Linked DNA regions of Mus musculus: region 2 is linked to region 1. A link is a loop called in an ENCODE intact Hi-C map of the cell type or tissue named here. Cell type or tissue: left cerebral cortex. All regions are shown on one strand. Each heading gives the region's core, and the rest is flanking DNA. Links, peaks and the distances in the headings are about the cores only.

Region 1 (16,215 bases), core at 2,692-10,691:
TGAAAAGCACTTCTCAAACAAGTATCTACTGAGCATTTCCCAACTGTGGGTTCTGTTAAGGATGTTATGATTGTAATAGAAAAATAGTAAAGATCACTCTGTAAAGTGATCTTACTGAAGGATGGGGTCAGTTTGTCACACCTCTGTTTTGTGTGTCACCAAAAAAAAAAAATTTGCAAAACATCCCTAGGTTTCCATTAAAATTTGCTCTTCCATTTAGTATAGGGGCGGGGAGGTGACTCATGCAGTAGTCAGAACCACTTGCAGGACTGGCTTCTCTCCTTGTACCTTGTGGGTCGTAGTGACTGGGTTCCGGTGGACACAGTCAGGAGCACTTTTACCCCCTGAGGCAAAACTGAGAAATCCATCTCTGTTGCTTACAACGGTGTCCTGTGAGTTCTAGCTGCTGGGGTGAAAGGTGAGAGCCAGCATATCTGGCTACTAATTTTCTAAAATTGTTATGAGGAGGTACACACATGTCATGGCTCAGGTGGACAACCCTGTGGAGACAGTACTGTCCTACCTTTATGTGGGGTGCAAGGACAGAATTCAAGTTGCCAGGCCTGTGCAGCAGACACTTTTACACACTCAACCATATTTCTGGTCTAGAAGTGTAATTAAAAAAAAAAAAAGTATGTATGAGTGCTCTACCTGCATGTATACCTGCATGCCAGAAGAAGGCATCAGATCTCATTATAGATGGCTGTGAGCCACCATGTGGGTGCTGGGAATTGAACTCGGGACCTCTGGAAGAGAAAGTCAGTGCTCTTACCCGCTGAGCCATCTCTCCAGCTCAGATGTGTAATTTTTATATTGCTCTTCTATTCTGCTAGCTTAATACCCTTGTAGACTTTTTTCAAAATGAGCATCTCACACTGTAGTCCCAGCTAGCAAGGAACTTAATGTGTACACCAAGTCGGCTTCAAACTCACAGAGATCTGCCTGCCTCAGTCTCCCGAGTGCCATATTAAGATGTTTTTGGGGCTGGGGAGATGGCTCAGCAGTTAAGAGCACTGACTGCTCTTCAGAAGGTCCTGAGTTCAAATCCCAGCAACTACATGGTGGCTCACAACCATCCGTAATGAGATCTGACGCCCTCTTCTCGTGTGTCTGAAGACAGCTACAGTGTACTGAAATATAATAATAAATAAATCTTTAAAAAAAAAAAGATGTTTTTGCCAGGGAGCTTCTCCTGTCTGTCTCTAATGGAGTTAGAACCTACTACGGTCTGAATTTGGCAGCTCCAAATGTATATACTGAAACCTATTCCCAGGTGTGAGGCTCTCTGGGAACTGGCTCACAGGGCCCTGCTTTTATAAAAGTGATTGGTGCCCTTCTCCAAAGATAACCCTGAGAGTTTTCTTGTCCTTCCCGATGTCACCTCTGACCTCCACACCAAATTGTCCAACACCTTGAGCTTAATCTCCCCAGGCTCCTTACCAGGAGAGGTAAGCGACTTCGTGCGCTGTGTTGTGTGACACTTTCTCTTCGAAGCCACCCCCACCTTTACACTTGCCTGCATTTCCTATACAGATTGTAATTATCTGCCTTAAGAGTTTTCACACGGTGAACAAGATGAAGAGCTTGCGCTCCTTCCAAACCTGAAGCCAAACCAGACATGGGTAGCTAGCTAACTACTGTACCATGTGACCAGATAAGGTTGGCTTGGGAAGGTGATGCTTGATTTTATTAATACAGTACTTCACGTGCTGCAGGCCAGCCTTGCCGATTTCCTTGAGCTTTTGATCCTCCTGCCTCTACCTCCTGAGTGCCGAGATTCAGGGCATACACACGCGCACAGAGGACCATACCTCGGGTTAGTGTATGCTAAGAAAGCACCCCACCAACCGGGCTGCAGTCTCCTACTGCTTCTTCCCAGGGGTGCCAAGAGACTCCTTTTCTCACTGCCAAGGGAATCCCCAGGTTAAGGGGAGGAGACCTTTATCCTTTTCTTCCTTTTCCATTTTGTTTTTGGTGGTTTTGATTGTTTGTTTTGGCAGGGTCTCACTCAGTAGCTCTGGCTGGCCTGGAACTCACTATGTAGACCAGACTAGCCTCCAACTACAGATCCTCCTGCTTCTGCCCCCACACGGCTGGGACTAAAGGCATGTGCCACTGTACCTAGCAGAGCTCCGACTCTGTGCTCTAACTGGGCCTCCTTAGCGTTGTAACCTCAGACAAGTAATCAAAGCCCTTGAGCAGAGTCTTCTTAATGAGTTAATACTATGGTAGACAGCCATTGCTTATTTTCAAACATCCAGTCCTGTCCTAACTGTGCAGCTTTCTTTCCTTTTTCATATCCCTTGGTATTAGGAGTGGAACAGCGTGCTACTCAAGCTAGCCAATCATGTGCTTGCTAGAGAGGACCTGCACGGTGCTTCCGGGAAGGAATCCTACTGGAATTCCAGCTGAGGCCTGCCCGTGCTGTGCTATCCGCACTTGCTTTCTCCCACATTGCGCTCTCACTTCAACCTGTCCACATCTGATAAATTCCCATTTTAAGTACACCAGTGTCAATGAAAGAGATGACCTTATCTTAATACACATGCACATTATTGTAGGCATATGCAAGTGGGTGCTTTTGGAAGGTGTGAGATTCCTTGATCTAGAGTTACAGGCAGTTGTGAGCGGACAGACATGGATGCTGGGAACCAAACTCAGGTCCCCTGGAAGATCAGCAAGCACTCTTAGCCTCTGAACCATTTCTCTAGCCCCTAAAGTTAATTCTTTTTTTTTTTAAGATTTATTTATTATTTATTTTATATATAAGTACACTGTAGCTGTCTTCAGATACACCAGGAGAGGATGTCAGATGTTATTAAGGACGGTTGTAAGCCACCATGTGGTTGCTGGGATTTGAACTCAGGACCTTTGGAAGAGCAGTCAGTGCTCTTAACCGCTGAGCCATCTCTCCAGCCCGCTAAAGTTAATTCTTATAGCTCCCAACAAACACAACCTTAATTGCTCCAAACTGAAAGGATAAAGAGAGACAAACTGTGAAGCACTTAGCAGGGCCCTAGCCTAGAGCAGGCAGTGAATGGTTATTCTTGCTTTAAGTTGACATTTCAGGACAGGGCACAGTGAGAAAGACAATGTTGCTACTGTCTTATGCTCCACTGAGGAAAGTCTTTCCCCAAGAGATAAAAGGACAACACAGGGAGGGAAGTCCAGGCTATGATATGCTCATTTATTCAAAATGTCTTTTATTGAAACAGAATGAAAGAGCGAGAAAGAGCGAGGTCTGGGAAATGTCTTTGGGCATAGGATGGAGCCCAGACCTAATGGTTATAGCGTGATGCTCTCCCCTGGCCTGACTCTTGCTGACGGAGTGAACAGAAAGCAGCAGGGAGGAGATGGGGTTGGGAACGGCCCTCTGAGCTCTCCTAGACGGTTGGCATGAGGCGCCTTTGAGCCTTTTGTATGGGGTAGCCTTGCCTTCCTGTCTATCTTTCTAGCCCTCTGCTACTTTTCTGGATGGCTGGCCTCCCACTAGGCTCAAAGGCTGCTTAGAGGGCAGGGTTAGGAGTGGCTAGCAGCGGGACATGGTCACAGCGGTTAGGAGGTGGCTGCCTCAGCAGGGAAGGCCGGCGGCACAGTTCCCCATCCCGGAGTACCTCTGGCAGAAGCTTGCGCTTGGTCTCTGGCAACAGCATGATGCTGAGGATACAGAGGAGGGCACAGGCCGCCAGTACCACATGCTGCAGGAAGGCTCCATGGCCCATGTGGAGGCGCTGAGCTGGACAGCTCAGCCCCCCGAGCGCCCCAAGTGCCATGATAAGGCCCAGGCCACGGCCGCTGAGAAACACGGAGAAGGCACTGAGTCAATAGCTGTGAGCCTCACCTCAGCTCTTCTCCAACAACAACTTCTTTGTATCCTTCATCCCTTGACCTCAGCCAAAGGTCTCGAGGCCAGGCTGGCCCCGCCCCTCCCCCTACCATCACCTCCGCTCTTACCGGACAGTGGTGGGGATGACTTCAGAAGCAAGGAGGGTACTGAGGATAGCAGAAGCTTGGGAGGAGAAGAGGCCAAGGACAGAGAAGGTTGTGATGGCAGCATCGTTCAGATCTGGGGACCAAAAGGTATATGAATGGAGGCAGGGAGCTCACACCTGGCCTGTTCTCAGATGTCAATCTCTTGGGTCTCAAACCCTCTGCTTCATGCTGTTTGGGCTCTGGGCATCAGTAATGGAATGGAGAAACAGACAAGTTTACACAACTGGACAGCAGTCTAGGGAGGTTCTAAGTTTTAGAAGACTTTCAGAGATACCTCTGTTGAGAGTCCCTTACTGGGCCCACAAGGTGGAAAAGAAAAGATGCTCACAATCCCACAGCCCCAGCAGGACCAGGGATGCAATCCCCGTGAGAGTCATTGAGAGAAGCAGGATGCCCCGACGGCCAAAACGGTCCACAGTCACCCCCAGGAAGACACAGGCCAGGGCGGCTGTGCCACTGGCCAGCAGAGAGCACAAGTAGAAGTCTGATGGGCTGCCTCCTCCTCCCACAGGCTGGTAGCAGTGGCGAATGGCATGGGCAATAAAGCTGCACAGCAGGTGGGGGAAGCAAAGAACAGCGTCTGAACCCCAATCCACAGCTTCCCACAGCTCCATCCTCTGCAGGGCTTCAAGAGGGTCCCCCCACCCCACCATCCCCTATCCCAGCTACTGGCCTGGCCCTCAGCTCAGACAGCCAGGCTCACTTGGTGAAGCCCAGGATAAGCAGATTTTTCCAGATGTTGCGGTAGTTGAGGAGGGACGCAAAGGAAAAGGTGGACGTTGCAGGGAGAGGACAGGTATTCTCCAGTTCTTTGGGGGAAAGACAGGAGCCGTTAGAAACAGCCGAGATTCCACGATCTCCCACACGGAGGTGGAGAGCCTGGGCAGGGCACAGCTACAACCCCACGTACAAGTCATCACACACAGGGACCCCATGATTCTCACCCTGCAAAGCTTCCTGGGCCTCTTCTCCCAGCATCTGCCCATGGGGCCGGTTTCGCTCAGCCAGGATCCTCAGCACAGACTGGGCTTCCTCAATCTGCCGCTTCACTATCAGCCACCGTGCAGACTCCAGAAACAGACCAGGCCAGCTATGGGCAGGGTGGTAGGGTCAACTGTAAAGCCCTCTCTCTTTGGATGAAGGGATGGAAAGCTACCACCTCTGAGGGGCTGGGCGGTTGGTGGAGAGGAGTGGTTTCTGTACTAAGGGCTACGCTGGAGACAAAGATGGCAGAGCCAGGCCAGAGGTGAAAGGGTGATACTAACCCATAAAACAGGAAGAGGATGCAGGGAGCGGTGATCATTCGCTGTAGAAATCGCCAGTCCTTAGAGACAAGGGCCAGGCCCAGGAACAGGAAGTGCCCTCCCACCCCTACCAACTCCCCTGCCAGGGCCACCCGAAGCCTCTGGGTTGGGTCGCACAGCTCCAGGCCTGGAGATACAGCAGGGATGAGGGGAGGAGAGCCAGGGAATGAGGAGGTGTGAGAGAGGAGAGGGAGGGGTGGAGGAAAGGACAGAAAGCTAGGTCAGGCCCCAGAAGAGGCTGCAGCCATCACCTCCCACAGACTGACCTCTGGGTGGCAGGGAGAGGGAGCCTACACCCCTCTCCTCAAACCTAGCTAGACTTTAGGCTTCGAGGAGCCTGGGTGTTCCGCATTCTTGGTTTGCAAGTCCTTTTACATTCCGTCTCTGACTTGACCTTCAGCTCGACCCTTGTCCAAGGTCACACAAGCCTCCAGGATTTCATTTAGAGTGAGGTGTGAGACAAGGTCTCACAATGTAGCCCAGGTCACACTTGTACTCACAACCTTCCTGCCACAGTCTCCCAAGTACTGGAATTACAGCCTTATGCCACCATATATGGCCAATACTTCATTTTCTAAAAACGAGGCTCTATTCTCTTGACAAAAGTAAGGCCAGGTTAGGATTTTAAACATAACAGCCAGTGGGAGGACTGTGTGAGCAGTAGGACCCCCTGCCTAGACCCTTTAAAAGGCCTGGACATCTGGACAGCTGAAATCTGGGACCTAGGGGCAGCAGAAATTGTCTGGAGGTGCAGAAAGGAAGGCATGAGACCCAGGGCAGAGAGGGATCTCTGGCAGGGTGCCACTTACGCATCAGGTAGACACCAAGGTCAACACCAGCTAGCAGGAAGCCCAGGAGAAACCGAAGAGCCATAATGCCTGTAGAGGAGCCTGCAGCAGCTCCTCCCACTCCACAGGGACCCACAAGCCCCAAGGTCAGCAGCACAATCCCACGACGGCCAAACCTGGAAAATAGGGAGGGCTGCTGGCCACCAAGGCTCCCTGATGGAGGAGGGACTAGGTGGAGCCTAGCTGCCTACTTCAAAGCTGATGTATGAGGGTAAGATGCAGGGAGCAAGAGTACTGAAGCTATAAAAGATGGGTGTGGTGACATACACCTTTGATCCCAGCACTTGGGAGGCAGAGGCAGGAAGATCTGTGTGACTTCAAGGCCACCCTCAGGAGTCCCAGGGCAGCCAAGACCTTATCATATACAGACCTTATCTAAAACTGAAGAGAGAGAAAGAGAAAGAGAGAAAGAAAAAGATGGCAGGTGATAGGGATGGGGCCATACATGCATGAAGTCTGACTACCGGGCAATGGGCTCTAGCTATGGTTTTATAGGAGAGGGTCATGACTTTTGGGGACAGGGCTATCTGTCAGAGAGATTAGGACATTTATCCATGGGGGTAAGATCAACCATGAGGGGGGAGACTGAGATCCTGTCTAAGGAATTTGCTTTCATACTTGTTGGTAGAAGCTGTCAGGAGAGGGGATAGATGTTGTCTTGCTCAGATTGCCCAGGTCAGTCAGAGGTGCTGGGTGTCAGGGATCTATGCAGAGGACTCCTGATCTGGGAGGTAACCAGTGGCTGCTTGTACATGTAGATACTATGTATCCATCAGTGAATGGGGCTGAGACCACTGTTCATAAAGCTGTGGCTTAGGGCTATAATTAAACATATGGGTAGGCAGTGGGATGAGTCACTGGTCAGGAGAGGAGCTACTGATTCAAGGGAATGGGTCTACTGATCTATGGGATTAGAATCCTTATTTTTGGAGAATTGATCTTTAGTGGTGGAACAACGGAAGGTCTTAGTATAGGCTGGTGGGTGCCAATGGGGACAAGTAGGTTAATCTATGAGAAGAGACATTAGGGATGGGGAGATGAGACTGACAATGTGGGGCACTGGTGGCTGATGATGGTCACTGATCCCAAGCCAGCAAGGACAGGACTACAGGGCTACTAAGCTACTCACTGCTGGGAGGTGAGTAACGGGTAGATGAAGACAGACAAGGTCAGTGGTACTTGGGAAGGAGCAGGGAGCACCTATACCTTGGAATAAGGCAATTAGTGAAGGCTATTTTTCATGAGGACGAGCTGATTGGATTAATGTGGTCAAGGCTTCTGACTGTACGAGACTAAATTACCCGTCACTGGGAACTGGCTCCATAGGAATGAGGCTACTGAAGCTGGGGGGTGGGAGGGTGGGGGTGCGAACTCTTTTCTGTGGGTTTAGGAGCACTGGCCCACAGGTGTAGGTGGTTACTAAGCAGTGAGGATGGCTATTGGATTTCAGGAACCTGACCACTATTTTGAAGTATTAACCTGGTGAATCACTTAGGCAGGACTGTAAATCTCATGTCAGTCGTCCTGGCTTTCAGAAGCAGAGGCAACATGGATTTGGATCTACCCAGAGGGTTACTAGTTAGCCGGATGAACCGCTGCTCTTTGGATGAGATACCACCGATCTATGGATATGGGAGTTTGGGTCCAAGAGGATCTGAAAGCTCTGGCCAGCCATGAAGATTGTTGGCTTGTGAGGCTCTCCTGGAGTCAGAGATCCACAGGGCAGAGGCAGTGGGGGGCGGGCATGGAAGTGTGAGTTACTCAGAGAGTTATCTAGCAGAGATAATTGACAACTGTAGGGGCTGGAGCCCTGGTCAGAGATGGTGTGTGTGTGTGTGTGATCCGTTTGTGAAGTTAACTTATTGGTCAATGGGAATGAAGCTGGTTATATTTGGGGATTAACATTAAGTTTTAGTAATGTGGCTACTGAGATGAGCTAACAGTCGTTAGTAGGTTATTAGCCAGTGAAGATGAATCTGGGATTGTAAGGGCAACGAGAGGGAGATGGAACATGTAATGTGGAGGCCAGGTTTTTGTTGAAGAATCGATTAACGTTTGAGATGAAGCCTCTCCACTGTCTCATGGATACAGATCTTCTGATAGTGACTGGGTCACGAGTGTGTGGTCATTTCCTTGTGTGGAAGTGGGTATAGAATGTGTATTTCTTGATGGGGCGAGGAAACAGTAGTTACACAGGAGTCCAGAGGAGGCTGCCGAGGATAGACAACGGGACCATCCGCGTCCTCTTGCAAACCCAGCAGCTCAGGGTTTGTTCAAACCCTAGCTCTGTCTGCAACCCTTCTTTTTTCTATCTGCCCTACCCCCCACAACATCCTCACCTGTCCGCGGGGTAACCGAGGAACAGGTAGCCGGAGGCAAAGCCCAAGATGAAGAGGATCTGCTCCAGGATCACCTGCCAGCCCAGGTCACACACCAGATCCCACTGGGGACGTGAGAGTGGTGCAGTCGCATGAGGCAGGGTCCTCGATGCCCTGGCCCGCTCCCACTCCAGGTCCCGCCCGGCCGCCTCACCTGGCCGATGGCATTGGTGGTGAGCACGGGCAGTCCGTTATAGTCCCAGTCCTTCAGGCAGTGGTTGAAGTCTGGTGGGGCGAAGCCACTGCACGAGGGGTCCGTACTGGTGACGACTCCGCTGGCGGCGCTGGCTGCTAGGGCCGCGCCGGCGACACTGACGCCGCTGGAGTTGGGGGGCTGCTCCCAGCCCGAAGCGTTGGGGGGCAAGGCGCCGTAGTGGCAGTGCAGCGGGGGCGCCAGCGTGAAGATGGGGTCTGAGGCCATGCCCAGCGCCACGAAAAGCACGGGCAGGCAGCACAGGCCGAGCTGCAGCTGCTGGCCGCCACCCAGGGCCCCCACCTGGGCGAGCAGAGCCTCGAAGCTGAGGGGTCCCGGGGGCGCGGCCAGCGACAGGCTGCTGCCCAGCGCGTCGCCCTCCCCCTCCCGCCGGCGCTCCCGCTCACCCTGCAGCTGCTCGGGGGGGACCGCATCTCCGAGGCTCCCGACCTGCTGCGGCGAGGGGTGGGGGAGAGAAGGTGAGGCGGGGGAGGCCGCGGGCACGCGGGGACCGCGGGTGGGAGGCCGGGCGCGCAGCACGGGCGGGGAAAGGTCGCCCGAGGCCCCCCGGGGCGCAGACACTTACTCCATTGGAGCCGGGGGCGATCTCCACGGCGCTGTCGATTTTGTTGCCGCCCCCGCCATTGGGCTCGGGGGTCCCGGTGGCTACTCGGGGAGCCAGCTTGCCGACCGCTGGGGCCCTATGGGCCGCGCCGAGAGAATGAGCTGCTGTCTGGCTGGGCTAGGTGCGGAGAGCTAGGACGCAGAGGGCCGGGAGACCCCGCTCTGCAGCTCTGCAGCCGCGGGCGCCTCCTCCGTCTCTACGGTCTCTGCGCTGCTTTCCCCTCCCCTTCCTCCAGACTCTCCTCCCCTTCCCACGTCAGCAGAACCTGGGTCCAGACTGTTCGTCAGAGATAAAGGGGGGCCAAGGCCCCCCGTTGAAGGATGGGCTGGGGTCTCCATCGTTTGTTTCTTGGGAGCTGCAGGCCATTGCGGTTTAAAAAAAAAAAGTGAAGGATATAGCGGGGACAAGCGCCTGAGATGCCTCCTTATTCCAGTTCTTCCCTGTCACTCGTTCATCCTTCCATTCTCCACCCTTTCACATTAATTTTATCGATACAATTTAGTAAGTGCCTACTGTATCCCAGGCAGTGTGCGAAGGATTAAAGGATGGACAAAATGCCCTTAGAGGTGGTTTCTAGGGGAGTGTGGTTTATGCAGATGGACGAATCCGTTGGCACCCTGCTTCTGCTCTTTAGCTTCCATTCTCTTCAGGGGAACAAGTCTCTGCGTTTCCCCACACCGAACTCGGTTGGATCACCATTTTCCAGCAACGTTTGGCACTGCTGACCACCTTCTAACCTTCCTCCCTTGACTGCCAAGTCTCACCTTGTGGCTTTTTTCTCCTGTCCATTTTCTCCATGGCAGTCACATGTTCCTTCTCCTGTTCAGCGTTATGTGTACCTTACCATCTCATGCCTTTACCTCCGCACTATTTGTATTAGACACCGTCGACCCAGACAAGACACAACTGCTTCCTGTTCCCACCTCTTCTTAGAGTCCCAAGTCGGTGAAGCAACCTCTTGGGAGCCCACATAAGCGTGAATGTCTCATAGAGGCCTCAAGAGAACAATCATGCAACACCCTCTCCATTAATCTGGGTATCTTCGAATGCTTCCCTCTTTGAAACAACGGTGCCTTCACCATCCACCGATGGTGAGGTCCGATGTTCGGTGTGTGCCCTTGGAATGCCTTCATCTCATGTCAAGACCCTTATAAAACTCTTCCTACTCTGCTACTCCACAGTCCTCTCACTCAGGGTGGACTGACTGGTGTGCAGAGGCCACTCTGCTTCTCTCCATGTTACTTGTGATGCAGATGGATCCATCTTTTTTTTTTATAATGCAGATGTTTCATTTTTTTAAAAATGTATTACTGTGCAAGTACATGATGCGTGTGTGTAGGTATGCAGGCCATGCTGTGTTTGTTGGAGGTCAGAGGCTAACTTGACAGTTCCTGTCTTCCATCTTTTCAAGGGTTCTGGAGAAAAGAGTGATTTCCAGGCCTGTATGGTGAACCACCTTGTCAGAACTCCAAATGAAGGTCTGATTTGGTCTCTTTCTTGCTCAACTGCCTTCAATAACTTCTCTTTCCAAGAAAAATACTCTAGACAATGCCACACCTGGGCCGACATGCCAGGTCACATGATCTCTACATGCCTGGTCACATGCTCTCTGTAGCCACATTCCACCCTCCCCACACTCTTCACTCCGACCACCTGGCTGGCCCTCTTTATTTTCCCAGCATCCGAGGGCCTTTGCAGGAGCTGGTTCCTAGGCCAAAGGCTTCTCCTGTAAGGTTCTTTCAACCTTTGGCTGTCAGTTCAAGCATCTTTGCCTCAGAGAAATCTTTCCTGAGCCCAACTTGCTATTCAAAGTGTGACTGATGGCCCCACCGCATCCGTACCACTTGAGAGGTTGCTAAAAAATGCACGAATCTTGGCCTCATCCAGACCCTTGAACCATAATTTTCAACTAGATACCCAGACATATATAGGTATTAGAACTAGGTACTTTCATGGGTATTCCTCTTAGGAATGTAGTACTTGGTAGGTATTTCACCCTCAACCCCAGGTAAACCGAGGAAGGAGTACCAAGCCTCAGGAATCTTTCATTTCTCCTATGAATGCCATGGAAGTCCGAGCCAGACTCACTGCTCCGTTACTTCCTCTGTTCAGAAAATTTCCAAATACAGTTCTTCTCTAATGCAAGTGCCCTCAGAACCCCCGACCCCACCCCACCCTACCCCCGTGTCTCTTTGTCTCTTTCAGAATTACTGTCTCTTATAGCCTGAACTCCCTGGAACTAGTTGGTCTCCATCCTTCTCTTTATCCTGGAATATTTCCGTAACTTTTTTGCTTCATGAGACATGGTCTCACTATGTTGACCAGGCACAAAAATCCACCTGTCTCTGCTTCCAAGGGCTGGGATTGAAGATGTGTGGTAGCCCAGCTTACGAATTCTTTAGTTTAAGCATTTTCTTGCTTTCAAAAGCCCTGTAAGACCATTCTGATCACTCTCATGCTAAAGCTAAAGACAAGAGTGACTGGAGTGTCTTACATGCAGAGAAGAACTGACACATCTACTATCTGAACTGAAGACTCCAAGTTAAGGGTTCATTCTGGAAAGCTTATCCAGAAGACAGGAATGCCCTTCAATGTCTAGGGGTGAATTTGTTGGCCCCCGAATCTGAAAATGTTTTCCTTCAGGTACGATTAGAAAGGTGCTCAATCTTATTTTTTTTTCCAAGACAGGATTTCTCTGTGTAGCCCTGGCTGTCCTGAAACTCACCCTGTAGACCAGGCTGGCCTCGAACTTAGAAATCCGCCTGCCTCTACCTCCCGAGTGCTGGGATTAAAGGCGTGCGCCACCAGCACCCAGCTAGGTGCTCAATCTTGAAGAGGCAAAAAGCATAGGGGTGCCAAGATCCAAAGTTTACGACTGAAACTTGACGTTCCCTGGTGCTATTAAGCCAGGGTCTTGGGGAAACAAAACCAAAGTGGTGGTTACCTTCTTGCCGTTAATGGCTAGACTGAACATCATTTAAGCCACGGGCTGTCATCTCAGCAATGTCCCGAGGACTTCTAACCTGTTGCATTCATCTGCACTCTCAGCTTCTAAAAGTGACAGGAGTCTGGGAAAGGGTCCCTGAACAGCCAGCAGCGAGCGGCCTTTTGCTTGGCTACAGGTGGCCTGAGAGGGGGAACGATGGACCAAGGTTAGCTTTCTGGTTGGGATGCTCTTGAAAGAGGTACCTTTGAGGCTGTTGTGGTTAAATCCTCCACATCTGCAGTTATTTAATGACATTGTGTGACAACGAAGTCTGCAAACACTAGCCTCGGACCCTTCTTGGTTCTTTTGTCCCATGGCATGATCTCCCAGCCTTCCTGACCAAGACTCCTTCTCCAGCTGCTCCCTTCCCCTAGTCCCGTCATGTCACCCACTGAGTCCCATCACCAGCAACTTATTTGAGATAGGGTCTCACAATGTAGCCCAGGCTAGCCTCTAACTCACAGATCCAGATCCACCCACCTCTGCCTCCCAAGTGCTAGAATGTCAGGTATGCAACATGACACCTGGCTAGCTTTTTAAAAAGATGCACTCACAATAATTGACTTGCTGTCTATCCTGGTTTTGCTGAAAGAGTATACTCACTAGGTTCCTTTGGCCCATCGCAGGAACTGAAGACAAGACTATCGAATAGGTCTTTGGAGCAAAATTACAGTATGTGTCTCACAGGAATGGGGAAGGGTGCCAGGCCTCGTCCCCTCAAGCTTTCAAGAAGCAGAGTCAGGAACCATACGGCAGCGTTTATTGAGGTGCATGCCATGCCTGTCTGTGGCCGGCTCTCCTGACTTGTGAGGGGAGAAGCTCTCTGGTGTTTCTCAGACTATTACATTGTCATCTTCAGCCAAGAAACAGGACAGAGGCTCTGTGTGGCACCAAGTTTCAGCCACCTGATTTTCTGTGTTCCAAACTCCCCAAGGCAGAAGGCAGTCCAGCGACCTCCACACAGGATAACGAGGAGAATCCAGTCCCTCCCTACCCCAGATGGCCTGATGCCTGCCTGGACAAAGCAAGAAATATTAAATATAAATAATTTATACAAAATGGCTCATACAAAAGGCAGTAGATATGGGGAAAGAGAGACCTCGGTGAGTGGCTAAAATGACCGAAAGAGATGAACCTCTAGCCGTCCTCAACACGGAGTGCAGGGCTCTGGTAGGCAGGGGAGGGGAAGGCTGGACGAACAGGCCCTCAGGGGAGCAGACCATCGAGTAGGGTGGTAAAGCGTAGGGCCTGCCCTGCAAGCTCTGCCACGCATCGCGCCATCTCTTGGACTGCAGTGTCAGATGGGTAGCCTAAGGCAGCCCCCTTGACAGCAAGCACAGTGGCCCGCAGAGTTTGGGCCAGCATTGTGCCTGCAGCCCCCACCTGTGCTCTGAGAGCTGCAGAGGCTGCCAGCCGGCCTAGGGTGTCTCCAACAAACACCAGGCGGTGAGCAGCCACCACCACTCTTTTGCCGTGGGGCACAAAGAGACATGGTGGCTGGTTGGCCTGGGTGCTGGCCACGAGAGCTGCCACGGCAGCTTGCAGAGCTGAGTAATGGCTCTGGCACTGCCCTGCGTAGAAGTGCAGAAGTTGGAGGTCTCCAGTGGACAGGACCAGTGGCTCCTCTGGGGACAGAGCTTCCTGTGGATGGAGAAGAGGGTCAGAGAGGACAATGTGATCGATGTCACTTCCACTCTTGCTGCCCCCTCACTCCCTCTGTTTTTCTTTATTGAATGCAATCCCTGCATTTTTTCCCCTTTTCTCAGCATCAAAGAACACATACTCCCAGAGACAGCAGTAAAGTGCCCAGAGCTGATTCCAGAAAGATCTGAATTCAAATAATCCCAGTCAACATCAGAGAAGTCTCTGAACTTCCTTGGTTCCTTATCTCAGAGTAGTCTAGTGCTGGGGACAGGGCTTTTCATCTTAGACTTGCCTAAGTGTGTGTAAGGCCTGGACTTGCTGCCCAGCATCATGAGAACAAACTGCAGTAAGCAAAGCAAACCAGGGAGCATGGTTCCATCCTGTCCAACATGAGCACAATGCAAGCCATGTTTTACATGGTTTTAAATAGCCACATATAAAAGTAAAAATATGTAGCCAAGCAGTGGTGGTGCACACCTTTAATCCCAGTACTCGGGAGGCAGAGGCAGGAGGATCTCATAAGTTTGTGGCCAGCCTGGTCTACAGAGTGAGTTCCAGGACAGCCAGAGCTACACAGAGAAACCCTGACTTGAAAAACAAAAAACAACAAATGCAAAAACCAAACCAAACCAAACAAACCCGAAAAATATTATCTATATCTAAATGTTTAAGAATCCAGAGTATCCATGAGTAATCAAACCAACTCTGCAAAATCAAATCTGAGCCGGGCATAGTCGGTTGCTCACACTTGGAACTCCAGCACTGGAGAGCATGAGACAGGAGGCTTGCTTTGAGTTCAACGTCAGCCAATGCTACCTAGTGAGATTCTACCTGAAAATACCAATAAAAAGAATCCTGGTATGTATTTTGATTTTCAGACATCTAGTGTGAGGCGTGTGAGGGACTATGTGTACGCGTGGTGCAAACATGCCATAGCATGTATGTGGAAGTCTGTTCTCCCCTTCCACCATGAGAGCGCTCAGTTAGATTCACCTCACTGCGCTTGGCAGCAAACGCTTTTGTCCACTGATCCATCTCTCCAGGCTTTTGATATATATCTCATTTTAATTCAGACCAGCCACATTCCAAGTGCCCAAAAGCCACATGAGGTAAGTGTATTAGATAGTGCAGGTCTAGCCTGTATTTCAGAAAGCTACTGTAAACACTGATTGAGAGAACATGTTGAGTTGGCTTAGCACAGCATACTGCATTCGGTATTGTGCACCACAATGAACATTACCTCTGACTGTGACAGCACAGGCAGCCTTCCTAGCACAGGATCCAGCACTCAGGAATACCTGATAGACAGGGGCGCTACTTGGGAAATACCTAAGGATGGGGGATACTAACTATATTATGTCCTTCTGGCCTTTGGCTAAGATCTGGCATGGTGGAAACTGCCTCACTTTGGAGGTCCAGAAAGAGAAAGCAATAGCTACAGCACCCCAGGTTAATCACTGGTGGAGACCAGCTTAGGAGCCAGTCAGTCTCTTAGGAACCCAGAAATTCACTGCTGGAGAGAAGTCACCTGGCCACCCTTGATCCATTGCCCAGACATTCTTTCAGCTCTCCTGGCTACCCAACTTCCTTCCAGCAGTCTTTCCTGTCTTCCTGAATTCCCCAAAGACCCTTCTATGTTCCAGCACCTCCGCTGACTCACAGCTCCTCGCTGCTCTGTCCTTGCTTCCGATGTATTTAGTCCTGCCCGCCCTGTCTCACCGATGGCTTGGCTAAGAATACCCGTTCCCCCTAAGTTCCAGTTCATTTTCTCTAGCACGCCCCTCCAGGTTTACCTTCCGTTCCGCCAGTCCCCTCTCCAGCAATTCAGGATCCACTGGGAAAGCTTTATCCAGGGGTCTAGAACCCTGAGCTGTATCCACACCCTGCAGAGGGACCACTTGTTAGTGTTAGGGGAAGGGAGCTGAATTCAGGCCCCCTGTTGCCTCTGGCTCAGTCCTTCAGGGAAGTATTCCCAACATCAGAGCTTGGAGTCCTTGCCCTGCGGGGGACAGCTGCTCACCTTCATGCTGGGATTAAGGCATGTGGTATTCACTCAAGTGGTGTGGGCTAGTGCTGGAGTCCCAAGCTACTGGGCAGGAGGCCAGGAGAAAGGGAAATAGATAGGGAGACCCTTCTGGTGGGGTCTCCCAGGATCTCACCTTCAGATGCACGTAGTCATATTCCTCGGCCATTGGGATGCCTTCATATTCATTGTGAGGGCCTGCTGGATCATTGGCTACCTCC
Region 2 (16,215 bases), core at 5,376-13,375, 90 kb after region 1:
GAGCCTCAAGCGAGGGAGAGCACCTAGTCTAGTAGAGAGAAGGTGCTCAGATCAGGAAGTTGTTAGGGACTGGGACATAGGATCAGGTTAACCAGCAGGAAGACGGTGCCACAGAGGACAAGGAGAGGAGAGGGCAGTTTGGGAAGAGTAAGTGGGGAGGAGAGAAAAGGTTTCTAAAGTGAAAGATAAGGAAAATGAAGAAAGGCGATACATGGGCTTTTCCAAATGAGCTTATACATGAATGAAGAGTCAGAGGGAAATGGGTGAGGAGGCAAAAGGAGAAAACAAGAGAAAGATGGAAAACAGAAAGGGAGAGAGGCACAAAGAAAAGAGTTGGAGCAAAGACCAGAGAAGAAAGAGATGGGCATGTGGGTGGAGAGAAAGAGGGCCATAGGTGCATGCAAAGGAGTCTGGGTACTCTCAGGGGATTCTGGGATCAGGGATTCTGGAGCTATACTCACGTGATGAGGATGGACTGATTCTCCCGATCTGGAAGAGAGAGGAGGAGAGGCAATGGGTTGAGGGATGCGAGTCCAGGTGAGAATTCAGGTTGAGGGGACCCAGGTCTGAGCACCAGGCTTACCTGTCAGCATGTACTGATAGGCGTTGTCAGAGATGGAGAAGATGTGAGGAGGGGCCTCGCTCCTCTTCTTGCCCCGGTAGGCAGCCACCACTTCCGCATTGTACACAGGCAGCCACTTGTAGGGGTTGACGGTGACGCAGAAGAGGCCCGAGTAGGTCTGAGGGTAAGGAAGAGCAAGTGAGGGGTGGTTGTCAGAATTAGAGAAAGACCCCAGGAGACAATGGGAACAAAGGGCGAAGCGCAGAATCAGTCTGGTTTTATAACGGAGCCAAAGGAGCAGGGGCTGGTGTAGAGTGCCATACTCCTTGGACACAGAGCAGGCAGGTAGGTGGCTTGGCTTCAGGAGACTGCTCTTGCCCAGGAAGCTCTGGGTTCTGGGTGATGGACCGGTGCTGCACTCACATAGATCATCCAGGAAGCGTAGCGCTCCTTGAGGTTGTACAGCACAGCCGGCTCATGCAGGAAGGTCAGCATGGCCATGTCCTCGATCTTGTCGAACTTGGGTGGGTTCTGCTGCATCACCTGGTCCTCCTTCACAGTCACCGTCTGGAACAGCCCACAGAGGCCCTCATGTCAACCTGTGTCTGCCCTGCTCTATCGGCATGAGGGCAGCACGGCAAGGTATGGAGTTGGGGGCAGGGGGGGGGTGTATAGCTGAGGAGAGACTGGAGTTAGATGTTGGGAGTAAGGAGACTTTTGGGAGAGTTTGGACCCCCACCCTACCCAAAGGACGGGAAGCTTGGGGGTCCTCAGGTGTGCACGCCTGTCCCCTCTCTGGGCACCCTAGGTATGGGGCTCTCTTGAGTGGCCTCCCCACACCAGTCCCGACACCTACCTTGCCATTCTCCGTCTCAGCAGTGACTTTGCCACCCTCTCGGGACACGATCTTGGCCTTGACAAACTCTTCTTTGTCATCGGGCACAAAAACATCTTTCTTGAGGTCAAAGGGCCTGGTCTGTGCCTCCAGCCTCTCCTTCTCAGACTTCCGCAGGAAGGGGGCTGCAGCCCCAAATGCAGCCATCTCTGCATCCGCCATGGCTGAGCCTGGGGTGAGGAGCAGCTGTTACCTATATGCCTTCCCGCACCTTGGGCTCTCCCGCTCAGTGGCAGCTCCCAAATCCAGTACTGTGCTCAGCACTCAGGAGTTTACCCTTCTCCAGGCTCACCCCTAAACCAGAGAGCAGCCTGGCAACTGTGCCAAGGCAAGGGGGCAGCTTTACTTTCGTTCACTTGGAGCACTCTTTGAGTGTGTCCTGACCGTATTTCGGGGAAAGAACTCTGTATCAATCTCTGACTGTCAATAGTCCCTGCCCCTCACTGGCCCTGAGTATGAAGCTTCTGGACACCAGGCCATTGTCTCTGAGCAGGCAGAAAGGAACCTGCCAGGCTTTGGGCTTGGGGCTTTGGGCTTTAACTATGTGCAGTTTTACCAGATCTCCCAACATTTGGACTCCAACTTTTCTCACCTTGGATTCTCAAACGTGTCTAGTGATAGAGAGGTAAGCCCAGGCCTGTAGAAGAGCTGGAGAAAGGGAAGAGACGGTGTCAGGACAGGCTGTGGCCCAGCCTGGCTTCTGGCACCTCCCTCCTCTCTGGCTCTGTTCTTCAGCACGTGGAAGAGTGATTAGCAGCGCTGGTCAGCCTTTCTGGTCACTGGCATCCTTCCTTTTCAAGCTCTATCTCCTTTCTCCCAAAGACTAACAACCTCCGAGCCCCAGTCCTCCGCCCTTAGGGGCTGTTCTACCCTTACCTGTACTCCTCTGCTGAGGCTTCCTTTCTCGGAGCCACCTACAACACAACAATAGTCACAATGCACTCTTGCTGTTCACTCTCGCGGCTGCCCCTTGGGTACGTGAGGAAGTGGAGGCTGAAGCCTTACTTTTCTCAGAGCACAGGACAAGTAGCAGAGTCCAGATTTCAGACTCGAGCCTCATGATTCCAACAGCCCTCTGACTACCCTCGCACACCCCAGCCTCCCCTGCACACGCCCTGATAAATACACATGCCTTCTGCTTGTGCCCACACTTGACGTGAATGTAAACTTCCTTCCATCCTCAGCACACATGCTCCCCACAGTGTTCATGTGCAAACAGCCCAGCACATAGGCAGGCTCCTGTGGCTGCGTGTTCTTCAGCATACGAAGACCAGAGCCCCCCACACCTGCATGTCTGTGAACTGCTATTTCAGAGACTACACGCAGGGTCATATCCTACATAGTAATAACCCCTCTATGTACAGTCAGACACTTCCCCAAACATAGGCAGGCTCTAGTGTTCACAGAACTGGCTTCCTTAAGAGTTATTCTCCATCATTCTGTCCCTCTTCTGCCAAAATGCTTGTAACCAGGCATGAGGTACCTTATGTGATAAAATATAAACTGATCCTTACATTTAAGATATGTGTGCTTGTACTTGCGCACGCACACATGCACGCACATGCTCACACACTGCTATTGCATTCTGGGCCATATGCACATATAGATATCCACCCCCCACCTTGGAACACTTGGGCTCCCACATTCCTACGGCACAAGCATGCGTATTTAGATCTGCACAGGAGTGTTCAATGATAACCTGGTACTACATGCCAGAAGCCCGCTGCTGTTCTAGAGGAATCACTTCCTGAACCTGGAGCCCCTTATCCCAGAGGGAAGCCTCCAGCTCCCACTCCTACCTGAGGGTAGCAAGTAAGGAAACAGCAGGAGAATGCTCAGAGCCAGACCTGGTCTCAGGGGCTGTATATATGGGGCAGCAGGGTGCCCCATCCCCCACCTGCACCCAGTCCCTAGCCAGATTTAGAAAGGGCTGTTGTCACTAAAAGCATTTCCCCCGACTCTCCCCCCCTTCCCTTGTCCAAACAGTACTCCCCCCTCCTCCCCCAGCTAGGAAACAATTGGAAGTGGTCGTCATTGTTGTGGCATGGCATGTTCAGGGTCTGAGTTCCAGGGGGTGGGGCAGCTTAAAGTGAAGCAAAAATATCTCTAACATTCCACGGCTCACTAGAGAGTAAGCTGACCACGACCACCACGACCTCAAGCAGGCAGGGCCCTGGCTGGCCTGCAAGAGGGTCCTGCTGACCCTGGCATTGCTGCCCCCTTAGAAGCCTTGCCCCCAGTGCTAGCCTGGCCCTATTTCCAGTATCCTCCCCACACTCCTGGCTTGAGTCCTGCATCTGTCTGAGGTGGGAAGGGGTTGGGTCACAGCAGCTGAGAGGGGCAGGGCAGAGTTGGGGGCATGGCTCTGGTATGGTGGTTGGATTGGAGCAGATAGAAGGTAGTAGGTTCCTGTTAGGACCAGAGAGTTTGGACACAGGAATTCTGGCTCACACACTGCTTTCCTTGGGCCAGCAGGCAATGTGTCCCTGGGATCATGGTGCTTCAGAGCCAGGCAGATCTTTAGTGATCCATTTAAGTGCTTTGCTTTAGGGGGTGGGGGTGGGGGTGGGAGATGCTTCCTCTAAGATTGCACAGCTTCAGCGAAGCAAAAGTGGGGAACCTCAGCAGATAGGAAGTTGATCCCAATCAGGGGAGGAGGGCTAGGGATGCTAAGAAGTATGCCAAAGCTGTTTGGGGAGGAGGACCAGTTGCTCATGGTCCTGCTTTAGAGCCCTTTCCTGTTCTAGCGCTGCCCTGCAGATTTTCGAGGCGCAAGGCCTGAGCCTCCCAGGGTTACCCAGGGCTGTAGATGATATGGCTACGGCTGCCTGGTCCACCTGGCCTCTGTCTAGCCGTGGGTGCAATCTTTGTTCTTCCTAGTGGAGAGAGGGACAGGACAGGAGAGACCTTGTCTTCCCCTGCAGGCCCCGGGAGCAACGCTGGCACCCAGCCTCGTTCTTGTTCTTCCAGCTATAGAAGCTTCACTGCTCGGTGTCTAGGCAACAGACTCAGGGTTTAGTTTGAAATCCCCTTTCTTCCCAAACACAGCTCTGAGCGCATGCGGATTAATCCAGTTGATTAGATGTCAGTTTGAAGGAGAGAGGCAGGCCTGGGGGATGGGCTGCCAGCAAAGCAGGTACATTGTGAAGGTGGGGTAGGCATGGCAGGGAAAGGAAAAATCCAGGAAGGGCTTCTGTGGGGTTTCTTGGTAACCAAAGCAGGGGTAAGGATGCTGAGCAGCTGTGTGCAGTGTGCAGGGGGAAGGCAGGGGGAAGGTGGGGGGAGGACCACAGACTGTAGGGGCTGCACCTCAATGCAGCTGCAGCTCCGCAGTCCTCAGAATGCAGTTGCAGTTGCTGAAGAACTGGTCTTGCGACCCTGCCAGGTATTAATAGAGCAGCCTCCCTAGGAGGAACCTCCAGGGCCGAAGGAAGGCTAAAGCTCTCCCAGGCTCTTCTTTTTTTTGGGGTGGGGGGTGGTTTGAGACAGGGTTTCTCTGTATAGCCCTGGCTGTCCTGGAACTCACTCTGTAGACCAGGCTGGCCTCGAACTTAGAAATCCACCTGCCTCTCCCTCCCAAGTGCTGGGATTAAAGGCGTACCACCAGGCTCTCCCAGGCTCTTCTAGCTTTCCCAACAGAAGAAGGTGCCTTCCCGCCATGCTCTGGGAGAGGGCTCAGGCACAGGTGCACGCACTGAGATGGATAAAGAAAGCTTGGGACTCAGGCGAGCCATTTTAAAGCCAGTGTCTTTGAGTGGGGCCAACCTGTGTGGCTGTGGGATTAGGTAGCCATCTCTACAACTTAGCCACACACCCTTTCCCCCTTCTTTCAGGTTTGGAGGGCTTTGGTCTAAAGGTGTTTTTGGAGTATTGTTCTCAACTCTGCAAGGCAGAATTTAAAAGCCAGTTTCCTAATTTTAAGATCTCTGTCTCATATCCCAGATGTTTGGCCTCCTGCTTGCTGCTGTTGGCGGTTGGGTGGCTCTTCCCATCCTTTCCTATGTGAGTATTCATTGAGGGCCAACTTTGAGCTTGGCACTGATGTGGTCAATGGAGATACGTAACAATGAACCAAAGCAAAGACCCCTGCTCCGGGAGCTTTGTCCAGCTGATTGTAGCAGTGGACCCAGGCTTCAGAGTACAGCTTGTGCTTTGCATGCGTGCGTGACATTCCTAGTGGAGAGAATGGGGGCCCGAACCCATGTGAGGAGTGGGTGGTGATGTGGAGCACACTACAGAGTGACAAGAGACAAGACAAAGGGGCAGCAAGTGCTATAAATAAAAAGGGAGGCTGCTTCGCTGAGGTCGACCAAATAAGGCCTGGACAGAAGGAAGGTGATCCGCCTCCCGAGCCTCCCCTCCCCAGGCATTGTGCCTGCTTTGTCTGGGCTCTGTCACCACACTGATCAAATGTCAGGTCCAAATAGGAGCCATTTGCTGTGAACATGCCAGTGGAGACCAGCGGAAAGTTTGCTAAAATTACTGCTGGGAATTAGGGGGAGGTGGGGGTCTGCAGTCTTGAACTAAAGGAGAACTGAGCGTGGAAAGAGAATTCTGAAAGGAATCTCAAAACCCAAAGGGAGAGGCTCAGGAGGAGGCAGAAGAGGTAGGGCGTCTGGCCCAAGGGGAGGAGGAGGCCTTAGTTGTCTGAGAACAGGAGAGGGGACCCAGGAGTGGTAGCCAGCACTTGCCCCTAGCTGCCTGTATCCCCTGACCTTGGAGAACCTATCCCTGGCTCCACATGGGCCAGGATTAGGGAGCTGAGCTAGTCTCTCTCAGGTTTCTCTTTACAAGCAGCTGCTCCTTCTTGTCATTCTTTTGTACTCCGCTGGTTCCAAAATGCTTTGTTCTCTGCATACTCAAAACACCGCCCACTCAATACACCAGGCACCCCAATCTCGACTTTCTGATAGACAGGGACCAGCTGGGGAGGCAGACCAGTTTCAATAAGAGTCTATTAAGCAGGTAGATCTCTCCTTCAAGAGTGTTTGGAGAGGGCACTGTGTGGAGTGGCCAGTCTAGAAGCTTGAGGGAGCTTAAAGGGGGGGCTACCGGGGAGCACAGAGATCCCCTTTGAGACCTTGCTCCACAGTTTCTAGCTGTATGGTCAGTCACATAACTCCCTGAGACAGTTTTGCCATCAATGTGGTTTTTTGCAAGGATTATGGAGACTAAACACAGGTGAGGGACCTAGCACACATCAGCACATAACAGACTTCATAATGGTTTTTATCTCCAGGAACACCAACACCAGGGACCCAGACTGCAGACACCAGAGTTAGTTTTTTTGGCCCCTAGCATTTCCCTCAGCCCACCAAGTCTCATTGGTTGAAGACAAGACCTTCACGTGATCCTAGACCTAACCCATCTCCACAGGATAGCCTTGAGTCAGGAGACCACTGCCCTGCTGCTACCTATAAAACTTTTCTCACGACCATGGTGAACCCCAAGCCCACCAAAAGCTGGCCCAGCAAAATGGCAACATTGTCAGGAAAACAAATGGAAGTGGAGGGGAAGTGAAGAGTTAGCTAAATGCTTTTTGTGTCTGGGGACCACACAGAAAGCTCCTGATAGAGATGGGGAGCCAGGTTATAAGGAGGAGACAGGTTAAACTGTGGCCCTCAGGAGGTGGTCCGGCCAGAGACCCTTCAGATATTTCTGATCTTAGGGTCAGCCAAGGATGCAGAGGGTCTGGAAACCTCTGAAGGAGAATGCTAGAGTATTCTGATATGGAAAAAAATGGGCAAACTTAGCTTGGTATAGGTCTTTAATTCCAGCACTCAGGAGACAGAAGCATGCAGATCTCTGAGTTTGAGGCTAGCCTGGTCTATACAGAGAATGCCAGGTCAGTCAGGGAGACAAAGTAAGACCCTGCCAGTGAGAGAGAGTCTCACTGTGGGACTAGCCTGTTAAGGCACCCGGCTTTAAGGACCAAGTAGCTACCATAATCTCAGCTCTTGGCTGTGATTCTGATGCTGTTACTATCTTCAAGCTGACTTAGACAATTCTTTAGTATATGTCTTAGGGTTTCTACTGTTGTGATAAAACACCATGATCAGAAGCAACTTGGGAGGAAAGGGTTTACTTCAGCCCACAACTCTCAGGTCATCCTCTGACACTGAGGGAAGCCAGGACAAGAACTCAAGGTAAGAGTCTGGTGGAGGCAGGGGAACTAAGTCTGCTTACTGGCTTGCTCCCCAATGGCTTGCCCAGTCTGATTCTTGTAACACCCAAGCACTCTTGCTTAGGGGTGGCACCACCTGCAATGGGCTGTGCTGTCCTGTATCAATAATTAATTAAAAAGCCAATCTGATGGGGACATTTTTTTTCAGTTGAGGTTCCTCTTCCTCCTCATATGATCCTAGCTGTGTTGAGCGAACAACAACAAAACTAACCAGGACAGTATGCATATTCTTAAAAGTGGGCAATCTGGAGAAGAGCAAAGGATGGGGTTAGAGAGATGGCTCACTGTTTAGAGCACTTGCTGTTCTTGCAGGGGAATGGAGGTCTGATTCCCACAACCCACAGGGCAGCATACAACCTTATGTAATTCCAGTTCTGAGGGATCCTGTTGCATGCCGGCCTGCGGCTTACAAGGACCGGGTACACCAGGGAGGCAGGCTGGGGCTGAAAGAGACTTAGATGGCAAGACATGATTCTGCTCAAGGCTCTGGCCTCCAGGTGTGGGGGAGCTGGCTTTTAGAATTAGCAAAAAGGCCAGAGATTCTCTGGCAGTGGAGGCTGTGCTCTGAATTAACTTGGCTAGGTAATTAAGATTTTTAGCTATCTTCAATAGGAATCTCTAATATTGGACTTATTACTAGACCAGTCCAAGATTGAGTTAGAATAACTGGTCACATTGAAGGAAAAAGGAGAATCATTATAATTCTTTCTTATGACCAATCTTTCTAAGTCAGATTCCACAGTCTTTGATGTTCTTTTTACCATAAGGTTAAAAAGCTTGAAACAAGGCAGGTTCGCTTGTCCAAACTGGAAAAATGGCAAGCAAGGGTGGGTCGAAAACATGTACCCAATTCAGCTTCCTTGTCACTACAGTCCTACAGTCAGGGCCCTGAGCGAACTCACCTGTCTTGTCACAGGAATTAGCCATCATGCTTCTGCTCCGTTCTGTGGAGAGAACCTATGCTTTTCCCTTTCCTAATAAGGCAGCTGTTCAGGATCAAACCATATGCCAATAAGTAGATCCTTTTAAGATACTATAAGGCATTTATTAAGTTCTTTGACATCCAAATTTCAAAATTCTAAAATAAAAGTATGATTTAAATAATGTGCACGGGAATGCACTAAATAACATGCACGGGGATATAATTGGATCCGATGCCCTCTCCTGGCCTCCATCAGAAACACACATACTATACATACATACATGTAGGCAAAAACTCCAACACAAAACAAAAGCAAATGACTGTTTCTTTAAAAAGAGGGAAAGTACTGGACATGGCGGTACATGTCATTCCCAGCACGCAGGAGACAAAGACAGGTAGATCTCTGTAAGTTCAAGGCCAGCCTGGTCTACAGAGTGAATTCCAAGATAGTCTAGGCTACATAGAGAGATCTGTCTTTAAAAAAGAAAAAAGAAAAAAAAATGGTGAGCAGAGAGAAGATGTTAAGAACACTGGAGGCTATTCCAGAGAACAAGGGTTCAATTCCCAGACCCTCATAACAGCTCACAAATGTCTGAAATGAAACAGGGCCTGAATCCAAAATGAGCCAAGAACTTAGAGCCTCTTAGTCTATGGGGCTGACACCATTAAGAGTTTAAAGGCGAGAACACAGACCTGGAGTTTGGAAGATGGAGGAGGCTTTGAGAAGGACTGTATGGCGAGCTGTGTTCCCAGCTTGTGTGGAAATCAGTACTGGCCCAAAGTATGGTCGGTGAACGGTGGGGTGAGCTAGAAAGGACATGAGGGAAATCTCTTGTCAGACTGTGGTGTATGGTTCTGGAGGTATAGGATGGAAAGAAAAAGATATGAGGGTCCCATTGGCTATATGTGAGCCCCTCTCTGCTCTACACAGAATCGGATACATCTCAGCCAGAACAAGTAACTGTCAGTCAAATTACATTCTGTGCATAGGCCGTGCGGTTCAGAGGGAATACGATGTTCTTCTGCCCAAAGTCAGGCAGAGAATGTGGTATTAGGACTCAAGCCTAGGTCTGCTTTGTTCCAAAGTGATTTCTACTGATGTGCCGTATTTCTCAGACCAGCAAAATGGACACTATCCTGAGAGCGACAGAGAGACTGCCACCTGAAACTGGGGCAGACTGCGTGTTATCCTGAAAGCACAGTTTGAGGGGCCAGCTGGGTACTGAGGGGAGGAGAGGCTAGAGGCAAGGAGACTGTGGCAGAGGCTAAAGTAGCAATCAAGGTTGACAGATGAAAAGGAAAGGACCAGTGAGGGGTGGGGCTTTTCTAAGGAGGGGATAAAATTCGTTTTAACAGACTGGCTCCAGGAACTTGGGAAGTGCATCAGAAAGGACAGGACAGGCACAAATGGGCAATCTCTTAGACAGGCAGGACATAGACTTGGTCTGAGTGAGTTAGAGGTAACAGTGGATAACCAATGGAAGATGGTTTTGCGTCCCAGTAGGCAGTGAGAATTATGGGCTGGCGGGTAGGGCTGGTGGGTAAGAGCTATTCTATGGTGGTGTAGGACATGATGATCTTGGAGAGAAAAGGAAGAACTGGAGGGAGACCACGGTCCAAGCCAGGAGGAAAGGAGAGAGGCGCACAGAGAACAGAAGGTGAGATGGTACCATGGGCAAAAGGACTTGCCCTGCAAGCCTGACCTGTACTTGATCCCAGAACCCATTTTAGAAGGCTGGATGTGTGCTGGAGATGGCTCAATGCACCAATGCTCTTCCAGAGGACTCGGGTTCAGTTCCCAGCACCCACCTGGCAGGGATGGTGCCATCAGTAACCCCTTTCCTGGGGCCAATGCCCTCTTCTGGCCTCCATGGGCACTGCATGCCAGTGGTGTGCACAGGCATACATGTGAGAGACCACACATACACACACACACACACACAAACTCTCTCTCTCTCTCTCTCTCTCTCTCTCTCTCAGCATAAAAATAAATATATATATATATTTAAAGATTTATTTATTTATTATATGTAAGTATACTGTCTTCAGACATTCCAGAAGAGGGCATCAGATCTCATTACAGATGGTTGCAAGCCACCATGTGGTTGCTGGGATTTGAACTCAGAACCGAGCCATCTCGCCAGCCCAATATATATTTTTAATAATAAAATTCTGGATGTGGCAGCAAGCATCTGTAACCCCAGCACTCCTGTGGCAAAATAAGAGGTGAAGCCAGGAGAATATTCGGGAAGCCAAAAAGTTCATGGAACAGAGAAACCTTGCCTCAGACCTATGTGGAAGGAGGGAACCAATCCTGACAAGCTGTGCCCTGACCCCCACGTGTGCCCTGTGACACAAGAGATGCACACATCATGCATGGGCACACACACATCCACCACACATGCTAAAAATTAGGAAGTGAGAAAGATATAGGAGCCAAAGAGAATAAGGCGAGACTTGTTTCCTAGAAATCCCAGAAGTCTTTCAAGAGGAGCAGGTGGCCGGTAGTGTCAGATTCCAAAGAAAGGCAGAGTGACAGGAGAAGAGAGCTTGGGTGGCTGTTCAGGAAGCAGCTTCCAGAGAGTCCCAGGGCAGTGCCAGGGTGCTGGGGTTTAATCAGGAATAAGGACGAGCAGGATTTAAGCTGAGTAGATGGGAGTTAAAGGAACGGAATAGGAAGTGCAGGCAGCGGGGGTTCCAGCTTCCAAGGCAGCGATTTGGCAACAGAATGAATGAGCCAGGAAGTGGGTCAGATAGCACGGTTTATTTTGTTTTTTAAGATAAGGCAACCCTGAGCACGTGGAGCAGGGGTGTTAAAGGATGTCCTTGGTTTGCTCTCTGTTTCCTTTTGGCCTCTCTGGCACTGTTTTCTTATTTCCAGCTCTCTTTCTGGAACTCAGGAGGGTGGCGAGTAAATGCTCAGACACTATGAGATGGACTCGCAGGTGCGCAGGTGCGGGGCTCATTGGCTCCTTCCTCCCCTTCACAGACAGATGCATGGAGGCAGCTTGGAGCAGAGTTTGCAGTAGCCCCCTCCTCTCCCATCCCCTCCATCTTGGGCTTTCATTGATTGGCCTGACTGTCAGCCTCCAGAGGTCTCAGCTCTCAAGATAAAGTGGGAGGTCCGTAAGGACTGGGAAACAAGCCATGCTTAGCCTGGGCTCGAGCCTTTGCTTGTGCTTCAGGGTCTGCGATTTATCCTAGAAAAACAATGTTTGAAGCCAGAAGTGCCCTAGAGCAGTGATTCCCAACCTTCCCAAAGACCCTTTCATACACTTCCTCCTGTCATGGTGACCTCCAACCATAAAATGATTTGCGTTGCTACTTCCTAACTGTAATTTTGCTACTGTTATGAATTGTAACACACATATTTTTGGAGATAGAGGTTTTGTCAAAGGAGTCGAGACCCACAGGCTGAGAACCATTTCTCGCGAGGCTCATCCTATCCCGGGATGACTTTCTCATCTCTGGGCTGGGCCCTTGCTGTTCTCTAAGAACTTGGTACAATGTCTGATGCTGCACATACTTGTAGCCCAACACTGAGTGTTGAAACTTTGGAACAGGGATTTGAAACAGATTAAGTCAGCCAATAGACACATACACACACACACACACACACACACACACACACACACGCACGCACGCACGCGCAGGCACACACAGACTTTCCTGGGTATGGGAAAAGGTAATTAGTCACCCCCCTGATCTGAGGCTCCCAAGTCACACTTGGAAGAAGGGACGTCAGGGTCTGGCTGCTGCTTTCTTCCTGGGATGCTTTTCAGGGGCTGCAGGCAGATTACCTCTGGGGTCTGTGGACAGAAACAGAAAGCTGGACAGACTCCCTAAGTCTGAAGAGATGAGCCTTTATAAAAGGACTGGAAACTAAGGAAGTTGGAAGAGCTCATCCTTTCTGGTCATGGAGCGTGGAGAGCAGGAGGGTGTGGTTGGTGGGTTCAGGCTTGTGTTTTGTTTTGTTTTGTTTTGTTGTTTTTGGAGAGTGGGAGAGAGGAGCAGAGAGGCCTTCTGCAAAGTTGCAAGGGTGGGGCTGTCATAGGCAGGCCCAACTGAGCTCTAAGATAGTATCTGAACGGGGCAAGACTGTAGAATGTCAGATGGTTGCTGTGTGTCATGGGGATGGTGACCTTGCCCAAGGGCAGTACCAGGGCAGAGGTTTAGGCTTGTGCAAGGGGCCCGTGCTGGGCCCCATGTCTCTGAGATTACAGTCTTAGCTGCCAAGAGCAACTCTGTGGGGGTGGAATGAAACAAAGCAAAGGCCCTTTTGTGGTGCTAGGTTCCTAATAATAGCCATGGCTGGGCTCCAGGAGATGCCGCCATAGTCTGGCCCCAGTCTTGTTCTCGGAGGTGTTCCTGTGCCTTGTGCCACGGCACTGATTGCTAGAACTGTAGCTTGTTAGCCCCACCTCAGCCTCTGTTACCTGTGTTTGCCTGGCTCTGCTGTGAGAGAAGGCAGAGAGCTGGGGAAGAGTGGGCGCAAAGTCAGCACAAGGGTGTTAGGGAGGGAGACAAAGGGCCCAAGCCTGGAAAACCAATATCTCCAGTCCCAACTGGAACAGTGATGTTCCGGGGAGGAGAAAAGGTGGAACAGAGGAGCCAGGACTGGCTAGACCTCGAAACCGAGGGCGCCAGGTGTGGAAAGACTTGTGGGACGTAGTGGAAGGAAGTGTATCGAGGAAGAGAAGTGGGTTCAAGAAACTTGGGGTGGGGTGAGGAACCGATGGGGGTGGAGTAGATAAGGCGAAATGACAGCGTCTCCTCAGCCACACAACAGAGGGGGTGGCACAGCTCTTGGGAAAACTTGGGAAGGGCTCTTGAAGGCCATTCCCGTGAGATAACAATGCACTTCAAATCCTTTCCTAATCTCCCCTCCTATTATTAGCCCTGAGTCCTCTCCACCAAGAGGCCACAGGCCCCTAGGCTGTGTCCTTTCCCCCATGCCCTTGGCTAGAATTAGATGGTCCTGTCTGCGAGATCATCTGCTAAGCAAGGTCGTTCTGGCTTCTGGGTGTTGTTACTAGAGAAGCCTGTGGAAAGATGGTGGGAAGGGGTTGGAAGGTCACTGAACAACCCCCAGACACACACTGTGGTTGTGGAACACCCCCTGATACGAAGAGGGTTAGAAGCCAAGGCCTGAGTTCTCCTGTCAATAAATAAACACATCTTCAACGTGGTCACAGTTTTGAGTAGCAGCATAATTGTAGAAACAGAGAAGCAGAAGCAGCCATGCTGGAGGGTGGGGCAGAGGGGAGGGCTCCTGGCAGGTGAGCTTGCCGAGGGGTCTTCAGAGGACTGGACTTCCAGGTTACACAGCCCCAGCTGCTGGCCAGTGCTGTGAGCGTTCTGGAGGGAGGGAGGGAGGGAGAGAGAGAGAGAGAGAGAGAGAGAGAGAGAGAGAGAGAGAGAGAGAGAGAGAGAGAGAGAGAGAGAGAGAGAGAAGAGAGAAGAAAGAAAGGAGAAGAAAGAGAGAAGGAAGAGAGAAGAGAGACCCAAGACAGTGGCTTCTGTATCAGTCTGTGGCCTAAGCTCTAGAGGACTAGATCCCATGAGATTAGACAGGGAGCCTTAGACTCCACGTTATTTATTTATTTATTTTTGGTTGGGGGAGGGACTTGCCGAGTTTCACTAGAAACAACCATTGTCTTTTTGCCCTGTTTTCTCCTTCTGTGTTTTCCCTGTGGCCTCCCTCTTGCCTTTAGCTCATTGTTTTCAGGATTATTTTATAGTAGACAGGAGCATGTATTGCATGTATTTCATCTGGAGCTCTTCTGCCTCTGACAAATCTGAAGAGAATAAGTGGATGATGAATAAGGTACCAAAGGCGGGGAGCAGCTGCTGTCCCTGTGACACTGCGTGCTGCTGACAGGACATAGATGGGATTCTCTGGACCTCACTCAGGGAGAGCATGGCAGAGAGGGCACATCCTGCCTGTGTCTCCTCTGTGCCTTTCCCTTGAATCTCTCCCTCCCTCCTTCCTTCACCCCTTTGTTCCTTTTTCTCAAAATATGAAAGCAATACTCATTTTAAAGATGAGTAAATTTTGGGCTGGCTCAGTGGTTAAGAGCACTCACTGCTCTTCCAGAGGTCCTGAGTTCAATTCCCAGCAACCATATGGTGGCTCACAACCATCTGTAATGGGATCGGATGCCTCCTTCTGGTATATCTGAAGACAGCTACAATGCAGTCATATACATTAAATAAATAAGCCTTTAAAAAGAAAAAAGATGAGTGGATTTCCGTACTGCAAGAGAGGTGAAGTCCTTCCACTGAGCCATCTCATTGCAGAGGAGGCCGTGGATAGCGGTTCAAAGTCACCATCTGTACCTGATTGTTCATTGGCTTGTTTCCAGCTGGGGTCTCATCGTATTACCCAGGCTGGTCTTGAATTCCTGGCTTAAGAGATCCTCTTGGATCAACCTCCAAAGTAGCTGGCGCTACAGACATATGCCACCACGTAGGACATGAGGTGATTTTCAACTGGAGTAAACAAAACTAAAAGATGTTTACGGGGGGGAAGGGTATGGGGGACTTTTGGGATAGCATTGGAAGTGTAAATGAAGAAAATACCTAATTAAAAAAAATCTAAAAAAAAAAGATGTTTATAATTTTTGGAGGCGCTTCTCATGTCACAACAATCCCAGAATGATCTCTTCAAGTCACCTGCATATGAGCAGTTGTCAGAGATCCAAAGGCTCGAGGACAATCGGCTCTGAGAAAAGAATCACCCAGCTTAATGTCATGCCACACACCCGGAATACCTCTTCTCAGGAGGTAGAAGCAGGAGGATCACAGGTTCAAAGACAGCCTCTGCTATCCAGTGAGTGTAAGGCCAACCTGATCAATTTGAATAGAACCAAGCCAGCCAGGGCCTGTGAGATGGCTCATCAGATAAAAGTGCTTGCAGACAAGCGTGGGCTTGATTGCTGGGACCCACATGGGTGAAGGAGAGAAGGTGCAGGTTGCCCTCTGATCTTCACACGTGTGCTCTGGCACCTGTCATCACACAAACACCTGAACACACAAATGAATTAATCAATGTTATTGAAACAGACAAAAGGATAAAACAATCTGGGTGCACAGTGAAGACACTTTGGGCTGCATTCCAAGACCTGTCTCAAAAACAAAAAACAAAAACAATTACCCAAACAACAAACCAACAAAAACCCAAACAACAGAAACAACCCCCCCACACACACACACACACAAAGACTCAAAATACATTTTTAGAAGAGAATCAACCAGGCCAAAAGGGATAAGAGGACACTGGCAATATTCATTTCTTTTTTCTTTTCTGTTTTTGTTTTTGTTTTTTTTTCAGACAGGGTTTCTCTGTTTAGCCCTTACTGTCCTGGAACTCGCTCTGTGGACCAGGCTGGCCTTGAACTCGCAGAGATCTGCCTGCCTCTGTGTCCCACCGCCACCTGGCTCAGTATCCACTTCTAGCAATTCCTATTTACCCATGGACTTTCCTTCTCCTGGGGTCACTTAGGCAGTCTCTGCCTAAAGTAAAAGCAACCGTGGGTCCTAGGCTACCAGGAAACTTACTATGGCCTACTAGGGCTTTCTCCTGTCACAACAGTATCAGTGAAGTAGTGATGTGTAATCATGGCTTTTGAAAGGCCGACTCTGAAACATTA

The links. A loop is a pair of places that touch in the nucleus more often than their neighbours do. Peaks named below come from ENCODE experiments on the same cell type or tissue, not always from the same donor. Only the 100,000 strongest peaks of a DNase experiment are listed, where the experiment ranks them.
Region 2: it touches region 1 in a loop (3-fold over the local background); 3 of 42 quality-filtered maps call a loop at or near these places.

The regions. Positions count from the first base shown.
Region 1 is chr14:54,903,565-54,919,779 of GRCm38, forward strand. It overlaps Slc22a17 (solute carrier family 22 (organic cation transporter), member 17), which reads right to left and starts at 9,568. Exons shown (of 10, transcript NM_001360406.1): 1 at 9,303-9,568; 2 at 8,678-9,169; 3 at 8,485-8,588; 4 at 6,107-6,261; 5 at 5,259-5,424; 6 at 4,938-5,083; 7 at 4,697-4,802; 8 at 4,322-4,539; 9 at 3,955-4,066; 10 at 3,167-3,795. The coding sequence starts at 8,944. The coding sequence ends at 3,507. It overlaps Efs (embryonal Fyn-associated substrate), which reads right to left. Exons shown (of 6, transcript NM_010112.4): 4 at 16,131-16,215; 5 at 15,765-15,854; 6 at 12,979-13,968. The coding sequence ends at 13,534. In left cerebral cortex, for the core only: no CTCF peak of the experiment used is centred there; DNase peaks (open chromatin) are centred at 6,983, 8,434, 8,845, 8,999 and 2 more places; H3K4me3 peaks cover 2,492 bases; H3K27ac peaks cover 2,335 bases.
Region 2 is chr14:54,991,255-55,007,469 of GRCm38, forward strand. It overlaps Gm31251 (a long non-coding RNA gene), which reads left to right. Exons shown (of 9, transcript XR_001781261.1): 7 at 5,400-5,459; 8 at 10,131-10,221; 9 at 11,553-13,752. It overlaps Myh7 (myosin, heavy polypeptide 7, cardiac muscle, beta), which reads right to left and starts at 3,295. Exons shown (of 41, transcript NM_080728.3): 1 at 3,257-3,295; 2 at 2,334-2,371; 3 at 2,050-2,105; 4 at 1,419-1,627; 5 at 986-1,129; 6 at 584-740; 7 at 462-489. The coding sequence starts at 1,619. RefSeq lists enhancers at 5,640-5,970, 12,511-13,659. In left cerebral cortex, for the core only: CTCF peaks have their summits at 8,816 (motif pointing left) and 10,425 (motif pointing left); a DNase peak (open chromatin) is centred at 12,887.